Linked DNA regions of Homo sapiens: all the other regions are linked to region 2. Evidence: chromatin contacts called from ENCODE Hi-C data. All regions are on one chromosome and are shown on one strand. Each heading gives the region's core, a stretch centred on a gene start or an enhancer-like site at or near the end of the contact. The rest is flanking DNA. Distances are from core to core; before and after follow the strand shown. Region 1 has its middle 8.5 kb from the start of MIR3916. Region 2 holds the start of ADSS2 (adenylosuccinate synthase 2). Region 3 overlaps OPN3 (opsin 3).

What was found. Hi-C counts contacts between places; a loop is a spot of excess contacts on that map. Pooled maps may share reads with other maps.
Region 1: a loop to region 2 is called in a map of B cell, with 16 times the contacts of the local background. The contact joins the enhancer-like site here to the promoter of ADSS2 in region 2. A Hi-C loop is called at or near these places in 2 of 168 maps with a recorded cell type or tissue (B cell and naive thymus-derived CD4-positive, alpha-beta T cell), 2 of 37 single-sample maps with no recorded cell type and 12 of 50 pooled maps.
Region 3: a map of CD4-positive, alpha-beta T cell shows a loop between it and region 2 (4-fold over the local background). The contact joins the enhancer-like site here to the promoter of ADSS2 in region 2. A Hi-C loop is called at or near these places in 2 of 168 maps with a recorded cell type or tissue (CD4-positive, alpha-beta T cell and naive thymus-derived CD4-positive, alpha-beta T cell), 3 of 37 single-sample maps with no recorded cell type and 3 of 50 pooled maps.

The regions. Positions count from the first base shown.
Region 1 is chr1:247,208,264-247,212,931 of GRCh38, reverse strand. No RefSeq gene overlaps it. Among named protein-coding and RNA genes, the nearest start is that of MIR3916, 8.5 kb to the right of the region's middle. RefSeq lists silencers at 1,874-2,133, 2,274-2,483 and an enhancer at 1,968-2,467. Within about 2 kb of position 2,496, at least 35 of the 41 ENCODE cell types and tissues checked have a DNase peak (open chromatin) inside an H3K27ac peak, as active enhancers do; they include B cell, where a contact is called at or near this core.
Region 2 is chr1:244,449,918-244,454,400 of GRCh38, reverse strand. It overlaps ADSS2 (adenylosuccinate synthase 2), which reads left to right and starts at 2,492. Exons shown (of 13, transcript NM_001126.5): 1 at 2,492-2,766. The coding sequence starts at 2,584. It also overlaps a transcript of CATSPERE not described here. RefSeq lists silencers at 2,103-2,592, 3,033-3,312.
Region 3 is chr1:241,625,127-241,629,728 of GRCh38, reverse strand. The region is part of intron 1 of OPN3 (opsin 3); the gene reads left to right. CHML (CHM like Rab escort protein) reads left to right here. Exons shown (of 2, transcript NM_001381853.1): 2 at 1-878. Among named protein-coding and RNA genes, the nearest start is that of CHML, 13 kb to the left of the region's middle. Within about 2 kb of position 1,793, at least 7 of the 41 ENCODE cell types and tissues checked have a DNase peak (open chromatin) inside an H3K27ac peak, as active enhancers do; they include CD4-positive, alpha-beta T cell, where a contact is called at or near this core.

The sequences.
Region 1 (4,668 bases), core at 1,247-3,746, 2.8 Mb before region 2:
TGATTTCCTAAACTCATTCCTCAGCTATTTTCCTAAATATTCCATATCCTTCCAACATGCTTCTGCAGTTTCTTGAGGGATGTTATGCCAATGATAAACAGTACCATATGGGCACAAATATCAAAAGAATTCTGCTTCAACAGCAGAAGTATAACTCTCCAGAACCTTGAAGACCCAGGGCAGTTGCATGAGTAGTATGGTCTATGGAGGTACACAGGCTTTGGAGTTACAGTTGATTCTGTATCCCAATCCAGCTGCTTAGTAGCTGTGGGGTTTTGGAAGTTTCTTGACTAGGAACACTTATATAAACCTCATCTGCAAGAAAAGGCATAATGATACTGATTGCAAATATTCTTCATTCCTCCCTGTATACATGTCCTTTGCAAAGTGCTTTTATAGCTGCTCCCTTCAAGAGGCAAAATCTGTATTTCAAAATGTTTAGAGTCTTATTTGCTCTGGTCAACAGAAAACTGAACATATAACAGTGTGCTAGTCTGGGACCTAGGTTCAAAACTTGAGTGCTTTTGTTTTTCTTTCAGAATCCTGTTATCTCTATGATAATAAGCACACATTAACTTGCTGGGGAACGAGATACCACACGGAGAAGAACGAAGGTGCCCCAGTTGACAGGCAACTCACCCCTAGAAACAGCTGCAATCAGCATCTGCCCACACATGTCTGAAGGATCCCAGCTGAGACCAAAAGAATTGCCCAGCTGAGTTTAGCTTAAATTGCTGACCAGCCGAATCATGAGCTAGTAAGTTTCGGTGGTTTGTTATGCATCACTAACTAACTAACACACACACCCATTACAGACAGGATGTCAGAATTCAATGAGAGACTGATTACTAGTTACCTGCAAACAGTAGGCACCCTATAGGTATTGATTTTCTTTTCCCTTTATTTAAATTTGGATCTCTTGTTAGACGGTGGTGAGTTATGTAGAGATACATGTAGATGTGTACACGTGATTGGTGCATAAACTCACCCAGTCTCCCACACCATAGGAGGAAAAAGACAACCAATAGCCTGTTTATTAGCGCCAAGGCCAAATACCAATATCAGAAGTTTGTTTAATCTATTTTCTGTATATCTAAACTTTGGAAGTCAAAGCTGTGGAAGACCTGAAGACTGGGGATTAGGTCCTCCTGGGGGCTCCATTGTTCTTTTTTTGACTGTCTGATTTTTGGGAGGAAGATGGACAGCAGGCGGGGCAGCAATGGTCTACCTGTGGACACTCTCTTTTTGCAGCCCTTGCTCTCTCTAGGGCCCTGTCCCTTCAGCCTTTGGCCTGGGGAGAGACGTTGATAAGGAGGACCGATCTTTCACTGCTGGAAGGAAATGAGGGTTCAGACCGTTCACCTCCCTCAGAGCTGCACGGCAGTGTGACAGCCACTGGCCATGTGTGAGTACTGAGGGCCTGGAATGTGGCTGAACAGAGACGTGCTGGGAAGGTGAAATACAGAGTGAGTTTCACAGATTGACTACCGAAAATTATATAGTTCATTAATATATTGATGAATATTGAGATATTGATCATACATTGAAATGATAATATTTTGAATATATTGGGTTAAATAAATTATTACAATCAGTTTCACCTGTTACTTTTAATGTTTAAAAGGTGGCTACTAGGAAATTTAAAATTCACACGTGGCTTACATTTTATTTCTTAAAGGATTGCCTCCCTTTTTGAAATTTCAGGCTGCCTGATCAAACTACCAGAGGCCAGAAAGGTCATAAAATCTGAAATGTTAAAATCATTGCCATTATATTGTTTTCATTTGTGAATAACATATATATATTATTTATAAATGGATATAACCTTATACAAAAGGTTAAATGAAAATGCCCCCTGGGCTGGGCCAGGCCCAGCGCAAGCAGGAAGCCCTGCATGAAAAGGCTGCAGCCAAGAACCTGTCACTTTGTCGCCCTCAGCCCAGCGTCCGATCACATCCTCCGTCACTCAGGGACTGAGGGGGCGGGGCCTGGAGCCCTATCCAATCAGGGGCGCTGACGTAGGAACCGTCCAATCGGGCGTGCAGCCGGACAGAAGGGCGCGGCTTCCGGGATCTGGCGGGGCCTTCGTCTCTCCTGCCAGCCTCAGCTGGGTCGTCTTCTGTGCTCGGCGTGCTTTGCTCGGGGAAGCTCAGGTGGCCGCCACAGCCTCTTGCCCTCTGACCTGCAGGTATCAGGAGATCCATAGCTAAGCAGCCTGGACACCCGGGAAGCTGGGAAATGGTGAGTATGTGGGCGGGGTCCCGAGGTGGGCAGGGGGCTGATGGAAACGGGCTGGAACTGGCTGTGGCGGCCCCAGGCCTCCCCACAGCTGCCTCCGGAGTCTGCAGACCCGAGACCCCGCTGGACCCGCCCGGCCCTCAGCTTCCCCTGGCCTCAGGATGTGGGCTGGGCCGCCAGCCTCACCCGGCGTCCGGTCCGCTTCTGCGCTCGACTTCCGCCCGGCGCGTCCCCTCGCTGGCAGCTGTGCGGTGGCGACGGCAGGGGCCTGGGGGAGAGCCCCGACCCAGGAGGAGCCACTGCGTGGGAGGAGCTGTGGGCTGTGGGGTCCCAGGCCCTCCTTTCTCCTGGTAAAAATGAAAAGGGAATCAAGGTTTAAACGTTAAAGAGATTATTTGAGCAAAGAGCTGTTCATCAATGCAGAGCGCCCAGTCATGGTTTGTGGGTGCTTGGAGCAAAGGCTTTTGTAAGGGGCATAAGGAAGCGAACCAAATTCAGAACTTGGTTACAGTTACAGTTGTGGAGTCGCCTTATGTGGACTGTCCAGGTGGAAATTTCCTGGTTATTTAATGAGAGGTTAATTGGAGGTTTGTGGTTGGTTCAGGCTGAAAATCGTTTCTTCCTAAGGTAGTAATTTACAAGACATGTATTTCAGTTAGATTTTTTTCCTTAGGAACCGATGGTCCTAGTGCTACTTCAGTCTAATTGATTGCTAGTTAATTATTTTAAACACTCCAGAGGGGGACTGGTTTTCCACTGCGTTTCCAAATGTGTGGCAAGCACGGTCTCACATCCACCATCCTGTCCCCCCAGCCTGTGTGTCCTTTATTGTACATTTCACACACAGTGTTTTCATCATTTTTTCACAGAGCATTGGATGGCACTTTTTTTAGACATCTGTTTTCTGTTTGTAAACATTTTATGTGAGCAGAGAAGAATCACCTGACACACTGCTTTAAAAAAAATCTTTGTGTCTCTTCTTTTATCTTCCCCAGGCACAGACACCTTATCGGAATGTCTTTGGTTTGAGGTTCTGCTTTGGAAATTTTACAAGGTCATGTGTCCTCAGCCACCCTCCAGTCTTTTTCTGTGCCTGGGTTTCATAATTGTCTGGGGGTGACCCATCTCAAGGCATGTTTAGTGAACATTAGCACGTTGTTCCTTTCCTCCCAGAGGACAGCCTCAGTGATGGAGGTGGAGCCTCTTAAGGGAGCAGATGGATGCCCTGGGGCTGAGAGGAAGCTGGTCCTACCCTTCATTTACAAAGCTAACCCCTTAGGACATGCAGATTGTCTTCACCCAACTCCAGCGTCTGTTCCTTGGGGACACATTGCTGGTCAGCCAGTTGGATGCTGATATTGAGAAGAAAAAACAGAAATGATTTCTGACATCTGGATTCTCTCAGACTTGTGAAGGGGGAAAAACTGTTCCAAAGGACAAGGAAGACCCACTGCAGTGAGGGGGCGCGAGAATCTGCAAAGTCAAGCCACTTGGGGCACCCAGTGGGGCACAGTGTGGTGGCTCCTGGGCAAGGCGGGAAGGTGGTCAGTGAGCAGTATGGAAACAGAGGAAGGTCCCAAGTGATAGGACGGCCTGACTTGGCACTTGAGTCAGATTTGTCTGTGTTCCAATCAGCATTGCCACTTCCTGGGTTTTACACCTTGAAACATTTTTTTCACTTAATTCAACCTTAGTTTTTTATTAACTGTCAATTGCATTTTAACAGTAGAGTTTCAAAGGTAAGAAAATGTTTAAGAGGTGGATTTCAGAAAAGACATTACATATATAGTCAAATATTCACTTGTTAAAAATTCTGATTTACCTTTTTCTTCCCTAGAGTATAGTAAGTTTGTCAGGCCTGTTCCTTTTTAGGGGTGATTTTAAACAGAATCCCAGGGCGTAGCTGTGGGAATGCTACCAGGGAAAGTAATAGGGAAAATCCTCTTCCAGTATGGCTATAGGAAATGAATACATTTCCACAAAAAAAGTAGTAGATTAATTGGTGAATTACATTGCTTCATCAAAATATTAGTTCCTCTTTTTTGCAGGGTAGAGGACTTGTGGAGTTGATATCTCTATTATCTAGATGTCTGAGTTTAATACTGAATTTTACAAGATGGGACTTGGCATCTCCTAGATATGTTCATATGTGATTGTTTACTGAATGATTTGAATTACGGAAATAATGTGACATGTTTATTGTCTGAAACTGATAGAGAGTTTTGCTTTTTCTATTGAGGTATACAATGTAAGTGCCTTATAATTTTATTCTCTTAAATAAACACTGTGTTTGAGTGATTTTGCTGGATTCTTCAAACACTGAGCATTTTCTCATTTACAACTAAGTGAATAACCCTGACTGGGAAATAGAAGTCGGAGCCCAGTGACTCTAAGCCAAGGCCAATCTTGAGCCTGCAAAACAAGGTCATT
Region 2 (4,483 bases), core at 1,243-3,742:
ACATTTTCCATCCCAGCAAAACACACATAACAAAACACACATTAGCCACCTCGTTCAGCTCCCAATATCAGCCTGGCAAAGCTCAAAAACTTTTTCTCTTTGGTCCCTGTTGTCTTTGATCCACTCCAGGTGGGGAGGGATGACCTCCGAACGGTAATTCACAATGGGGTCTCTGGGCAAGACGAAGAGCAGATAGTCACCCCGAGACAGGCCTGTTGAGCCTTCTGTAGGGCTCATCAAATGTGACCAGACAAATAAGGAGGGTTTTGAGTTAGGTCTGCTGGACTTCCATCAGCAACCTCTTCTGAGATCCCTTCCACATATACAAACGCACACAAAGACGAGAGGACAGAAGGCGTTCCCAATCAGATCCCTAACCAAGAACTCCGGGAGTATCCCTTCCAAACTATCCTCCTATTCTCCTTCTGAGAAACCTCCTTGAAATCTTCCTGATTCAGGAGAAGTCTCCCAAACCTGGACTCTTCCTACTAGTTAGAAAGAGCCAAATGAGACCCCCCCAGGAGCCGAACAGACACCCTGCAATGGGGCTACAGACACCTCACCATAGGGCTACAGAACCAGTTGGGAGAAAGGAGGCGTTGGCAGCACCTAGGATACTCACCAATCCAGACACCCTGCCCTGCAATGGGGCTACAGACAGACACCCTGTGATAGGGTTACAGTTAAGGGACGTCTCCCCGGGGCTATTTCTCCATTGCAATTAAATCCATGCACACTGGGTTGGCAGCACCCCACCAGTAGAGAGAGTACCAGAGTCAGCCCCCAGTCCAAGAGAACTGGGTGGCCGCTTGGGCAGGCTTCTGGATCCATTGCTGGAGGGGGGCCACTGAACCACGAGTAGGTAGCCACAAAGGCAATGCCAGACAAGCCCCCAAATTTGTAACCGCCCAAGGGGTTCACCTTGTCCACTGCCTAGACAGAGCCAATTCATCAAGACAGGCAAATGGCAATAGAGAAAGAGTAATTCATGTAGAGCTGGCTGTGCAGGAAACCAGAGTTTTATTATTACTCAAATCAGTCTCCCATAAATGATTTTAAAAAATTGAATGGAAATGACTAGTAAGGTGTGCTTATTCAGTATCTACTATCTGCCCAACACTACCTCGGGCATTTGACTAGAAAGAAATAGATGGCATTCTTGTTTCCAAAATGTTTGTGATCTTGTAATAAGGCCAAGATAGACAACAATTATCACATAGTATTATAATTGTTTACTAATCAATAGACCAAATAATTTGAATCCTTGAGGGCTGAATTGTATCTTTATTTCTCCTATGTTATCAGTGCCCAGGACACTTAGTTAGTTAATAGCAGGTTCTCAATGTTCCTGACTTAACTCATTGACTAGAAATAAAATACTAAAGTGTACTCTAGGGACCATTAGTGAACATACAGTATGTACAGGCGATTTGGGAGACGGTACATATAATGTGATTCCATTCCCACTTTTTTTCGAAGCACCTTTTATCAGAATTAAACATCATAGTTAATTTGTGTTGGTGTCGAAAGGGCATTAGATGAACAGTAGGTATACACCAGAATCTAGTTACAAATGTAACTGAGAGACAGTGGAATCTACAGGAAGGACATGGGCTCTGGACTTAGATTATCGAAGTACCAATTCAAGCCTCACTAGGGCAAGTTACCCAGCTTTTAAATCCTGTAAAATAAGGATAATAGAGGATCACCTACCTTATATGGTTGTGGGGATTAAAAAATAAAGAAGTGCATGACGGTATCTGCATATATGTACTATATGCGACATAGGTAATCCACTCCTCCTCTCTGAGCCTTTGTTACTACTATGTAAAATGAGGATTAGGACTTTATTTGATCTATTGATTTCAGGTCTCATGTCCTTTATCTTATTGCCTTACTTTTGAATTTTGTCTTTTTTGATCCCTGTCCCCATCTCTGTTACTTCCGGACTTTTAATTTCCAATTCTACACTTACACGTTCCGATTTTATGCTGTTTGTACTGCGAAATTCCACAGTTTGTATTTTGTACACATTCATTCCTTAATAAAGACAAATCCAGACAAACCTGCAGATGGCAGACACAGTGGCCCCAGAATACACCGCCGCAGCCCAGAGCGTTGCATGCTGGGATTTGTAGTCCGACGCTCCACACGCGCTTCCGCGCCTCTCCAGTTTGAAAGCGAGAGGTAGAGCGGGTAGGCGGGGTGCTGAAGGAGAAGCGCTCTCGAAGCCCCGCCCCTGACCTTTTCCGCTCGCGAGGTTTGCACGGGAGTGGCGCGCCAGGCCGCGGAAGGGGCGTGGCCTCGGTCCGGGGTGGCGGCCGTTGCCGCCACCAGGGCCTCTTCCTGCGGGCGGTGCTGCCGAGGCCGGCCTGCGCGGGGCAGTCATGGTACCCCCTTGAGCGGGCTGTGGCGGAGAGCGGGGCGGGGACTGGCTGGAGGGTGGCGGCCCGGCGGGGCGGGGGCGGGGCCGGCCTCTGGCTCCTTCTTCCTCTGCATGTGGCTGGCGGCCGCAGAGCAGTTCAGTTCGCTCACTCCTCGCCGGCCGCCTCTCCTTCGGGCTCTCCTCGCGTCACTGGAGCCATGGCGTTCGCCGAGACCTACCCGGCGGCATCCTCCCTGCCCAACGGCGATTGCGGCCGCCCCAGGGCGCGGCCCGGAGGAAACCGGGTGACGGTGGTGCTCGGTGCGCAGTGGGGCGACGAAGGCAAAGGGAAGGTGGTGGACCTGCTGGCGCAGGACGCCGACATCGTGTGCCGCTGCCAGGTGAGGCGACGGGGCCTCTCATGGGAAGCCGGGCCCGGGAGCTCGGGCTGCCTGGCTCCTGGTGCCCGGGAACTCGGACCCAGAACCCGGATCCACTGGCCAAAATGAGGTGTCACCTTGAGGCTCTCTCCTCCTGTCCTGAGCTGCGGCTACGTGGAGAAATGGCGGGAGGTCGGGGACCCCTGACCTGGAGCGTCGGGTGAAACTTGGGGTGGCCCTGGAGGAAGAGGTGGGCTGGCGGGGAGCCTTTGAGAGATGCGCGATGCCTGGCAGTTGCAGTTTTGCGTCTGGCGAGTGGTGCTCAGCGCCGGGACTGAGGCCGGGGTGGAGGTGGGATGCGGTCCGAGTTTGAGGAGCTACCGCCCGAGGCCTGCTCCCAACTCTTCCGACTGCGGGCGGAGACCCGGCGCGACGGCAGAACCCCCCATCACCGCCCCCCCGCCCCGCCCAGGGCGGCGGAGTGGGAGTGGATTGTTTCGAAACGTCCTGAAATCAGACTCACCGATCCCCCATCTGCAGGACCGTGGCATGCAGTGCTTTGCTTCCTCTGGTCCACTTTGTTGACATCCAAACCCACCCACCTCTGGGCTTTGGACTGTTGTTTTAGGGCCCTGAGTTTCTTGTTTTTGTTTTTGTTTTTACAGTGTGCTCCATACATGAAAGTTAAGGAGAAATTACTTTTACTAGTTGGTCCCAGAGGAAGGAATCCCTTCTCTGTTCAAAAAAAGTGAGGGAAGTAAATACATGGATGTCAAATTGAGTATTTGGAAATAAATATTTGCATTGTTAAGGTGACATCGAAAGTGAACTTTCGGAAAACGAGGTGGTAATGTACTTCTAACGGGAGACACGTGGTTTTCAGTGTAACCTTTCTTCCTATTTGTCGTTTCCTTTGACGCAGCATACAGGGTAAGGCCTTTGTAAAGGCTCTCAGATAACTCTCTCCAGTTTCAAAATTCTAAGCAGATGAGCAATAACCACTTTCAAAACAAAGCATAATGTAATATTTGAAGTTAACTGCTATCTGTTTAGGTTGCAAGAATATTTGTTTTTGAACATGCATGGCATGATATGATGGTGCCATGCTGTATATGTTCTAGTAAGTTATAGGCCCCCTTGAATACCATTTTGAGCATGCAGAAACAATGAAATCACAGGTATGTTAAAAAGCTAAATGCAAATACTGCAAATATTCTCTGATTTACCTTGTTTCGTTTTGTTTTGTTTTCATTTAGAAATCCACCCTGCCCATTCTGAAATAGCTGTTGCACTAATTGCCTCTTAGGAAACTGTCACTACCACCTCTCCCTCCTTCCCTTCCAGCCTATTATTTCTCCACCCCTCTGGCAACACACTTTGTACCTTAGCAATCTTCAGGGTGTTGCCATTAAATTCCTGCCCCGCACTTTCTTAGGAAATACTCCAGAAATCCAGCCTTTACCTACCTTTTGTCTTACATTCAGATCTGGTCATGCTGTGGGGAAGACGTATCCGAATACCGAGCTTTCTTGCTGTCGACAGCGGGAGAGAGGCTGAGGCCTGTGTGTCTCCTTCACTGACATCTTGACATCTCGTTAATATGGAAATAGCTCAGGTTGAGCTACACTATGGGTTGTAAGAAGGTTTGGAGAACACAACCATTATGGTATTTATTCTAAAGGATCCTCAATTTTAATATTCTATGGAGAAATATTAGAAGTAGTTTGTAGCTTGGAGA
Region 3 (4,602 bases), core at 544-3,043, 2.8 Mb after region 2:
TCCAAATGAATTAAAATGTTAAGTATAAAAAGAAAAATACTACAAGTCTCACACCAATAGTGGTATAAAGGAACTTCATGGCAATTGGCAAGGTAGATCAACTAAGAGAAAAAGTTTTAAATGTGTAGTAAATAGGAAAAAGACAAAACAAGATGGAATTTAAAAGAAGCTATTTGCATTACACATGGATGCACTCAGTTTTTGTAAAACTATATGCATATCCATAAGGGTTTGTACTCTTAGGCAAATTTATAAAGCGATCGTGTATAAATGATATAAAAAATCAATTTGAATGGTATTCAAATTTCCTAATATTAAAAATGCAACTTTGACTTAGTTCATGCTATTGTATTAGCAAAACTGTTTTAATTGCATGTGTCCTTATAGCAGCAGCATTGTGTATTAGTAGCCTTTTAAGAGAACTGTGTAGAAGACTATAAAAAGGGCTTTATAACTGATCTTTTGACATACTCACTTTGAGTGGCATATGCCCAGGAAAATATTTAAAAGAAAGAAAAGCTATTTGTACAAAGTTTTCTAGCAGTTCCACTCAGATAACTTTAAGGGGGAAAAAAGCCCAACGATTGGAAATGGTTAAGTAAATTTTGGTGTATTGCTAGTGCTATCACAGAATGTTATATAGCCATTCAATAATATTGATATATGTCAAATTGTATGCAAAAAAGTGAGATTCAAAAATGTTAATAAGAACATAAATTGTGTTTACTGATACATGTGAAAATTTAGGTCTACATTGAAAAGAATCAGAAGATAACATGTAATTCAGTTTAACATTAGGGGTTCTTTATTTTTCTTCTGTTAAATATTGATGTATGCAATAAAAAATAAAAGATTAATTGGTAAAGTGGTTTACTGAACTGGTGAGAAAATTACTGATTTCTTAGAAGTTTCTAAAATTCTATTTTAAATTAAAATATACATTTCTAGGTGTTAAAGTCAAAAAAGATCATCTTCAGATATGTGTGGCAGAAAGTTTTACAAATCTTGGTGGGGAGGAATTCTTGGTCAAGATGGACTTCATAATTTATTTTTTCTTAGTTGATCACCATTAAGGAATAGTAATAGAAATATTAGTAATACATTCTAGGACATCAGCATGAAGACGTCATATACTAATTAAAGTATGCCCCTAAATGCAAACATGTCACTTGGGAATCTTAAAAACCGTGGAGATGAAAGTTGGATTCATAGATGTGACCGAACCTGGTTTGCAGAGAGACCTGTGCGAAGGCCAGATCTTGGGGGACTGAGGATGCGACAGACCCTTTCTTCCAGTCAGCGTGAGAGATCCAAATCAAGGTGATTTAATTTAATAAGCATCCATTGAACACCTACTGTGGGTTATGAATTGGCATTATTCTGGGAAATTAGAGATACAAAAATAAGTGCTCTGTACCTGACAAACATTCTGTTGGAATGTTTTCCTTAAGGTAAGGTACCTTTTACCTTAATGAGCATTTAAAACATTTTTTACCCGTCTCACTCCCCACTGTAACTAGCACTTCCTGTTTCCTGGCAAAAGAAAAAACAAAACAGAAGTCTCTGCCTTGTGCACGGCATCCCTTTTAAAAGGTGCCAAAACTCACTACACAGTTGAAAACAGGTGGCTTAAAGGTTAAAAGCCGAATCGTTTAACACTCTCCGAAGTCTATTTCGGATGACATTCAGTGAGTTAAGTTTTTCACATTAATCAGAAACTTTTTCTTTTGCCTGGGGAAGGAGCCAAGAGGAGCTCTAGGGGATTGGGTCTAGAAGCCCAGGACATCAAGGGCTTAGGGAGAGGAAGTATAAAGAAATTCGATCATAAAGTTTCAATACCAAGAAATTCTGATTAAGATTAATTTTATTTGCCTTCATCTTGATGGATCAAGTGAAAGTCATGCTCCTGTTGCGTAAAGGTGGCTGCTTCCTCTGAAAATTTTCAGATTTTTATTTTAGTATTTTTACCTTCATTATAAAGAGGTATTTGTAGTGTAGTTCATTTCCTTTTAACCAGCAACCAAATGTATTCACATTTCAACAGCAGGGGGCACAGTACTTCCAGCTTTCTGTAAGGCACGAACAGTACAAAAGCTGAGTGATTCACCTGAAAGAATTTGGCTATAACAAAAATATATGACAACAGTTCTGCTCCAGCACTTGTAGGAATACTTTTCTCTTGACAACTACATTTTCTTATGTGATCCTCAGGACAACTGTGTAAGGTAAGAAAGGGCAGGTATTTATACCAGTTTCTTTGTAGATAAAACCTGGAGGAGTTAAGTGACTTGCCTGGACTCTCCTACTTTGTATTGAGACCCATTAATGAGAAATGAAATGCTACTGTTTCGCTTTGCTTGCATCTCAAGAGTGATTTATTACATGTAAGAATATGTAACACATAAAGCACTATTTAAAAAGTGGTGGCTTCTGGAACTTTAGATTGGCTTTTCAACAAATAGCGAAATAATCCTATAAATTACAGTTTTTATAATTATAATAAAATGGGCCAACTCCGATTGAAAGAGAAGGGAGTTAAGTTCACTCCTGAAATCAGAAAAACGATCTCTTTATTCTGATATGTCGAGCTTAAAATCTTTATATATAATACCTTCATTGGTCCCTGCTGATGTCCTATGATTCTTGGCATTTGCTTGTTGCTAAATATATATTTAATTCTAATACACTCTGGACAACTATTTAATATTAAGGCATACACATCAGAGGAATGACTGGATTCAGAGGTGCAGGGTTGACAAAGTGTAGCAGGAAGATGAATACCTGATTATAATTCAGTCAGAATGAGATACATATTTAGGCATTTTATAGTTTAATCCTTGAGGATACTAGTACAGTGTGTTTTATGCCATTTCTTTTTATTATACATCATATAATTAAAGCCCTTGAGTTCTCTATTGCTGCTCATTTGAGACTCTTACTTGTTCCGTATTCATCTCTGACATAAAAGTAAATATTACCCAGTATGGGGAAACTTTATTTTTTATCATTACTATAAGTTAATTTTACTATATTTGTAAGTTAAGTTTACAGTTAAAGCTTGTGTAACCATTGCAGTATTTTACCAGCTTTAAAGGAAAAATTTGGGGGAATGTATGGCTGAGGAGGTGCTTGGAGTCTTGTTTTTAGGCAATTAATAATACAGTTAATTTCCTAAAATGATTTAAGTGAAGTATTATGGAGAAATGAGCTGTACATTGTTCTGTTCTCATTTTATAAATACATAACATTGGTAATGACCCCTGCTGTTGAAACATAAGTACCAACCAGATAGAAAAGTAAAAAGCAAAAGATGAGAATTGCACTGGAAATAGTTTGTCAGGAGATTGTAATCTCCTTTCAAACAAAGACTATGTGTATGGTACCTCTGCATTCCCTGGAATTGCTTACATTTCACAGGTACCCCCCCGCAACGATTTGCTAATTGAAAGACCAGCTAGCAGTTTCCAGTGGCTCTTTTCTTCCATGTCATCCTCTTGCCTTCACACTGTTCTAGGTTCCAACCTGAGGAACAGAGGACCACTAGGACCCATCTCTGGTAAAATATATCGCAATCATAGTCCTGGCTTCTTGTATTATTAGTACAGATCATTAGTTTTAGGGTAAGCCTATATGAGTCAATAAAGCTACTTAAAAATAGTACACATTTAGATATAAGAGGTTCCATCTAAATAATTTTGCTAATTTTCTCCCATTAAGGCAGTGATTTTTAAACCAGAGTGTTTGGCCTTTTATTGGCAAAGTCTGGAGACATTCTGGTTTTCACATCTGGGAATCAGATGCTACTGTCATTCAGTGGGTAGAGGGCTGGGGTGTTGTTCAACATTCTGCAATGCAGGTCAGCTCCCTCATAACAAAGAATTATCCAGCCCCAAATATCGATAAGCGCCAAGTTGAGAAAAACTGCACTAGAGCAAGTGTTGAATATTCATAAGGAGTCTGCTTTCTTCCTCAGGTTTTCTGACCCCTATCAGTGCTTCTTCAACAGGGTCATTGTTGATAGGAACTGCTGTCTTTGCTGCTCCCATATAGATCCCCCAGTTCCCCGCTACCTTCCCTCGCCAATCTTCACAGTGGCTTCCTTCTGGTGGTTTATTATAACACAGATTCCAAAACAAAAGTTTTGAATATGAGAGAATATTTTTCATCCTGCCCCAGTTTGGTATAGGTTTGAAATTTGCAATTTTTGGTATTTTTAAAATAATTTTATCCAGAAATACCGTTCCTCTGCAAAGCAATTATATTAATAGAAATGAGAGGTAATCTTTCTATGCATGGCAACTACCTCAAAATCAATGTAAAAACATTTTAGCATACTGTTTTTGGAAGGGGTGCTATTCACTTGACAGACTATTGGCAAATTAATCAAATTACACATATATAACAATAGTATGGCTTCGGAGAAGCCTATTCAAGACTAAATAAACCATCCATAATTGTACACACATTTGCACTCACTGGTGGTTCACCAAGCAATGAGATAGGCAGCAGCTTGGCATTTTATAGATGGGTGTTAACTATAGAAAATACTTAATTGCAATGGAATGAGTCAGTATGCTTAATGCAGATAAGAACTTTAACTAG